Linked DNA regions of Homo sapiens: region 1 is linked to region 2. A link is a contact called in ENCODE Hi-C or POLR2A ChIA-PET data. All regions are on one chromosome and are shown on one strand. The core of a region is the stretch at or near the end of the contact, and the rest is flanking DNA. Distances in the headings are between cores, read along the strand shown. Region 1 overlaps DPP4 (dipeptidyl peptidase 4). Region 2 overlaps DPP4 (dipeptidyl peptidase 4).

Evidence for each region. A loop is a pair of places that touch in the nucleus more often than their neighbours do. ChIA-PET counts read pairs that join two places held with the same protein, here RNA polymerase II (POLR2A). Pooled maps may share reads with other maps.
Region 1: a pooled map shows a loop between it and region 2 (2.7-fold over the local background). The contact joins two enhancer-like sites. A Hi-C loop is called at or near these places in 2 of 168 maps with a recorded cell type or tissue (HepG2 and posterior vena cava) and 2 of 50 pooled maps. POLR2A ChIA-PET finds 5 or more read pairs at or near these places in 4 of 52 experiments (activated CD4-positive, alpha-beta memory T cell, activated T-cell, activated naive CD4-positive, alpha-beta T cell and 1 more).

Annotation. Positions count from the first base shown.
Region 1 is chr2:162,026,578-162,029,302 of GRCh38, reverse strand. All of the region lies in intron 10 of DPP4 (dipeptidyl peptidase 4), which reads left to right. Among named protein-coding and RNA genes, the nearest start is that of DPP4, 46 kb to the left of the region's middle. RefSeq lists an enhancer at 2,368-2,537. Within about 2 kb of position 1,367, at least 2 of the 41 ENCODE cell types and tissues checked have a DNase peak (open chromatin) inside an H3K27ac peak, as active enhancers do.
Region 2 is chr2:161,991,323-161,994,039 of GRCh38, reverse strand. DPP4 (dipeptidyl peptidase 4) reads left to right here. Exons shown (of 26, transcript NM_001935.4): 26 at 656-1,795. The coding sequence ends at 757. Among named protein-coding and RNA genes, the nearest start is that of DPP4, 82 kb to the left of the region's middle. Within about 2 kb of position 1,404, at least 3 of the 41 ENCODE cell types and tissues checked have a DNase peak (open chromatin) inside an H3K27ac peak, as active enhancers do.

The sequences.
Region 1 (2,725 bases), core at 118-2,617, 35 kb before region 2:
TATGATTTCCAGTTGATGATAAATACCTTATTTTAAGTATCCTTAATGTACCAAAAGAAACATTTACACAAATTAAGGGAATTAATATTACCCAACAAACATTTATTAAATGCTTACTGTTTGCAAGGCATTATGCTGGGACAGGTGGTCACTTTACAAGGGGATTCTCTGTTGTGTGATTTTCAACAAGTCTCTCTCAGTGCATTCACATATAATTTGCCTTATAAAATTAATTTAGTTTACACACAAGCTCTCTAGGAATAGATTTCTTTAAGTGAGGAACTTTATGCTGAAAAGAAACAAGAAGGTGAAGCTAGCTAGCAACATTTTCCAAATGGATGGGTGGAGGTTTCATAGAGGGAGCGAGTATGAACTGGGAATCTGAAGCCAACAGCTTGAATTGAATCCCGGCTCCAACACTTCCCAGTTGGGCGATAGTGGGCAAGTTACTTAAATCCTCTGCTGTTAAGTTTCTTTGTCTGCAGAGCATGATCTGCAGTACTCACCTCATAGGGTGGTCATGAGCTTATGTCAAGCACTTAGAATAGTTCCTGGCACATAGTAGACTCCACATGGGTGTGAACTTATTATTTTACATCCAGAAATTACTCCGTCATTTTAGTATTAAAATCAACCATATTCCCGTTGGACTAATCCAGCTGCAGAAGGTAGAAGAGCTTGCTGGCTCATATGTCTAACCTGGGTAAGTTGTCCAGGCTCTCAGGAAGGCCTGGACTGCAGGGGTGGTCCCTCTTCTACCCCACCAAAACCATTACATAAGAAAGCTACTCAGTATTGGCCTGTTTTTGCAGAATAAAAGCAGCATGCAGTATGCAAAGCATAGATGATAATCCTGCTGGTTGGATTTTTCTGGTTTTAAGTGGGACTTAAACTTTTCAGTAAAAAGTACAATTGAGCCATTGGCTTTATTTATTTATTTTGAGATGGGGTCTTACTCTGTCACCCAGGCTGGAGTGCAATGGCATGATCTCGGCTCAATGCAACCTCTGTCTGCCCGGTTCAATTAGTTCTCCTGCCTCAGCCTCCCGAGTAGCTGGGATTACAGATGCGCCCCACCATGCCTGACTAATTTTTGTATTTTTAGTAGACACAGGGTATCACCATGCTGGCCAAGCTGGTCTCGAACTCCTGGCCTCAAATGATCCACCTGTGTTGGCCTCCCAAAATGCTGCTATTACAGGCATGAGTCACTGCACCTGGCAGTTTTTTGTTTTTTTTTTTTTTAAATGATTCTTTGACATCTCAGACTGGCATAATCTTGGCTCAAGGCTGCCACTGAAGGGAAGTATGTTTATAAGAAAATTCAAAAATTCCTGTCTGCGCCACGGGTGAACTGCCTTGCTGAGCATGCACAGGGTGCAGAGTACACCTGGGGTCATGGAGAGTAACCCAGGCCATGCAGAGTCCAGGACCATAAACCTTTGATCTGAAAATGGGCAGGGAAGATGACTGATGCACGTGAGTTTCCTGGCTGACTTCCCAAATTCCATTACTCAATGTTTTCAAATGGGGAAAGGTTGCTTTTATATTGCTGATTTCTGAACCTGATGTTTAATTTATGACTGTTAATAGATAAAGCTATTTAGTACTGGGTGATCCACTAATTATTGTCAAAAAGTTGTTCCCCCCATCACATACCCCTTCGCTCTACCAGAGCACTTTTAAAAAGAAGAATATTGCTGGAGCCCAAATTCCTAATCTATGCCCATGGAATTTTCAGATGTTGTATGTATGTCAGTGGAGAGGCTTTTCCCACCTAGAGAGAGGTACATCAGTTTCATCAGATTGTCCAAATGGTTTTTGGCCTGAAAAAATAGTAACCACTGATACAGGACAGGGGTTAACACACTAGGGTTTATGGGCCAAATGCAGTCCACTGCCCATTTCTGTGTGGTCCACAAGTAAGAATGGTTTTTACTTTTTTTTTTTTTTTGAGACCGAGTCTCACTCTCACCCAGGCTAGAGTGCAGCGGCTTGATCTTGGCTCATCACAACCTCCGTCTCCCGGGTTCAAGCAATTCTCCTGCCTCAGCCTCCTGAGTAGCTGGGATTACAGGTGTGTGCCACCACACCTGGCTAATTTTTGCATTTTTAGTAGAGTCAGGGTTTTGCCATGTTGGTCAGGCTGGTCTTGAACTCCTGACCTCAGGTGATCTGCCCAGGTTTTACATTTTTAAGTGGTTGGGAACAAAAATCAAAAGAGTAATAATATTTCATTATACATGAAAGTTTAATGAAATTCAAATTTTAGCTTTTCAGTGGAATATTAAATGAACTCATTCATTTAATTATGGTCTCTGGCTACATTTGTGCTACAAAGGCAGAGTGGAGTAGTGACAGAGATGTGGACCACAATGCTTAAAATACTTAACTCTCTGACCCTTAATTGAAAAAGTTTTCCAACGTCTGGTCTAAAAAACTAATTTCAGAAAGCTTCATTTTTCTGTTGTGCTTTTCATACTTCCATTCTCTTTGCACAGATTTATTGCCTTTCTTGGGTAAAGTGTATTCACCTTTCCAGGTTCTCATTTAGCTCCCCTGCATTGGGCAGATGCAGAAGCGTCAGACTGGATGAGATGTCTCTGTTTCCCGGCATGGAAAGTGGCAGTTGCACTCTCAGCCCCTGCAGCCTGGCGGTTTGTGATGAGTGCAATGAGACCTGGCAGAGTGGTGTGGGAGAAGGAGGTTTCCAAGAAGACATCGT
Region 2 (2,717 bases), core at 155-2,654:
CCCAGATCATTAATTCCTTTTACATAAATGTCAAATACACAGATTTCTTAAAATACCAGTTTAAAATCTAAGTGTTTACAAATAATACATCTGATTTTTGACTTCACTTCTATTAAACATATATATGTAATATTGAAATAGAGTTTTTCCAGTTTCTAGGTGCTATATATTAGGCAATATTGCTTTAAAAAAAATCATTTAGTTTAATACAGTTTATCTTACTAGAGTACAGAGAAATTTAACACTTGATAACAGTTTAATTAAAACAAGTGGGCTTAATGGGATAATCATTCCTTCCCATGCATGCTGTGTAAGCGCCCTTTGAGTCAAATTTGGAAATGGATTGGGTGTTTTAATTAAAATGTACGTATCTTTAAAGCACTATTCAATAAAGCCAAATTCACAGTGAGTTCTCTCAGCACCTGCAAAAGAGGATCAGAGACTTCTGCAGGACAGAACAACGTGCCCTGGAAAAGCTCTGGGGGAAAATTAGACCCCCTCTTTGACCCCGTTTCAGTTTATAAACTGCCTCAGGAATTAAAACACTCTGTTTTATACCATGTATGCTCGTGAGAGCTCATTTGAATTTACGTATTTTTTTTTTTAAGAAGAGTACTGACTTCCTAATTCTAACTTCTTTTCTTTCTCTCTCTAGTGGTATACTGATGAAGACCATGGAATAGCTAGCAGCACAGCACACCAACATATATATACCCACATGAGCCACTTCATAAAACAATGTTTCTCTTTACCTTAGCACCTCAAAATACCATGCCATTTAAAGCTTATTAAAACTCATTTTTGTTTTCATTATCTCAAAACTGCACTGTCAAGATGATGATGATCTTTAAAATACACACTCAAATCAAGAAACTTAAGGTTACCTTTGTTCCCAAATTTCATACCTATCATCTTAAGTAGGGACTTCTGTCTTCACAACAGATTATTACCTTACAGAAGTTTGAATTATCCGGTCGGGTTTTATTGTTTAAAATCATTTCTGCATCAGCTGCTGAAACAACAAATAGGAATTGTTTTTATGGAGGCTTTGCATAGATTCCCTGAGCAGGATTTTAATCTTTTTCTAACTGGACTGGTTCAAATGTTGTTCTCTTCTTTAAAGGGATGGCAAGATGTGGGCAGTGATGTCACTAGGGCAGGGACAGGATAAGAGGGATTAGGGAGAGAAGATAGCAGGGCATGGCTGGGAACCCAAGTCCAAGCATACCAACACGAGCAGGCTACTGTCAGCTCCCCTCGGAGAAGAGCTGTTCACAGCCAGACTGGCACAGTTTTCTGAGAAAGACTATTCAAACAGTCTCAGGAAATCAAATATGCAAAGCACTGACTTCTAAGTAAAACCACAGCAGTTGAAAAGACTCCAAAGAAATGTAAGGGAAACTGCCAGCAACGCAGGCCCCCAGGTGCCAGTTATGGCTATAGGTGCTACAAAAACACAGCAAGGGTGATGGGAAAGCATTGTAAATGTGCTTTTAAAAAAAAATACTGATGTTCCTAGTGAAAGAGGCAGCTTGAAACTGAGATGTGAACACATCAGCTTGCCCTGTTAAAAGATGAAAATATTTGTATCACAAATCTTAACTTGAAGGAGTCCTTGCATCAATTTTTCTTATTTCATTTCTTTGAGTGTCTTAATTAAAAGAATATTTTAACTTCCTTGGACTCATTTTAAAAAATGGAACATAAAATACAATGTTATGTATTATTATTCCCATTCTACATACTATGGAATTTCTCCCAGTCATTTAATAAATGTGCCTTCATTTTTTCAGAAGTAATGACTTGTGTCTTGAATAAGACCTAAACCGCACTGGCATATGGACACATTTATCTAGAAAGGCTCTTGTTTATTTTGTTAGTAATCCCAGACTACCTTGTAAACATGGAAAGAGTTCAGCTTTGGTAAAAAAATTAGATATATAAAAATGTGTTAAGCTAAACAGTTCATAGGTTTTTGCCTAATAATGTGCAATTTCTCTTATCATAAATACATACAGCTTTTGAGAAATCAACTTAAACTAATTTTAGTTACTTATATCATACACAATTTATAATTTTATTCCAGGGAACTATGATGAGGCTTATATAAGAACGAATAAGATCAGAAATATCATTCTGGCAGTTCTTATGGCTCAGTAGAAGTAGTCAATTATTTAAGTGGTTGACTATTTGTGGTTGACATTACTATAAAAATGAAAGTGGCCAGGCATGGTGGCTCACGCCTGTAATCTCAGCCCTTTGGGAGGCTGAGGCAGGCAGATCACGAGGTCAGGAGATCGAGATCATCCTGGCTAACACAGTGAAACCCCATCTCTACTAAAAATACAAAAAATTAGCTAGGCATCGTGGCGGGCGCCTGTAGTCCCACCTACTGGGGACACTGAGGCAGGAGAATGGTGTGAACCCGGGAGGCGGAAGTTGCAGTGAGCCGAGATCACACCACTGTACTCCAGCCTGGGCTACAGAATGAGACTCCGTCTCAAAAAAAAAAAAAAAAAGAAAAAAAGAAAGCATAAATTTTTTTTTTTTCCGAGACAGAGTCTTGCTCTGTTGCCCAGGCTGGAGTGCAGTGGCATGATCTCGGCTCCTGGGTTCAAACGATTCTTCTGTCTCAGCCTCCCAAGTAGCTGGGATTACAGGTGCGTGCCACCATGCCTGGCTAATTTTTGTATTTTTAGTAGAGATGGGTTTTTGTC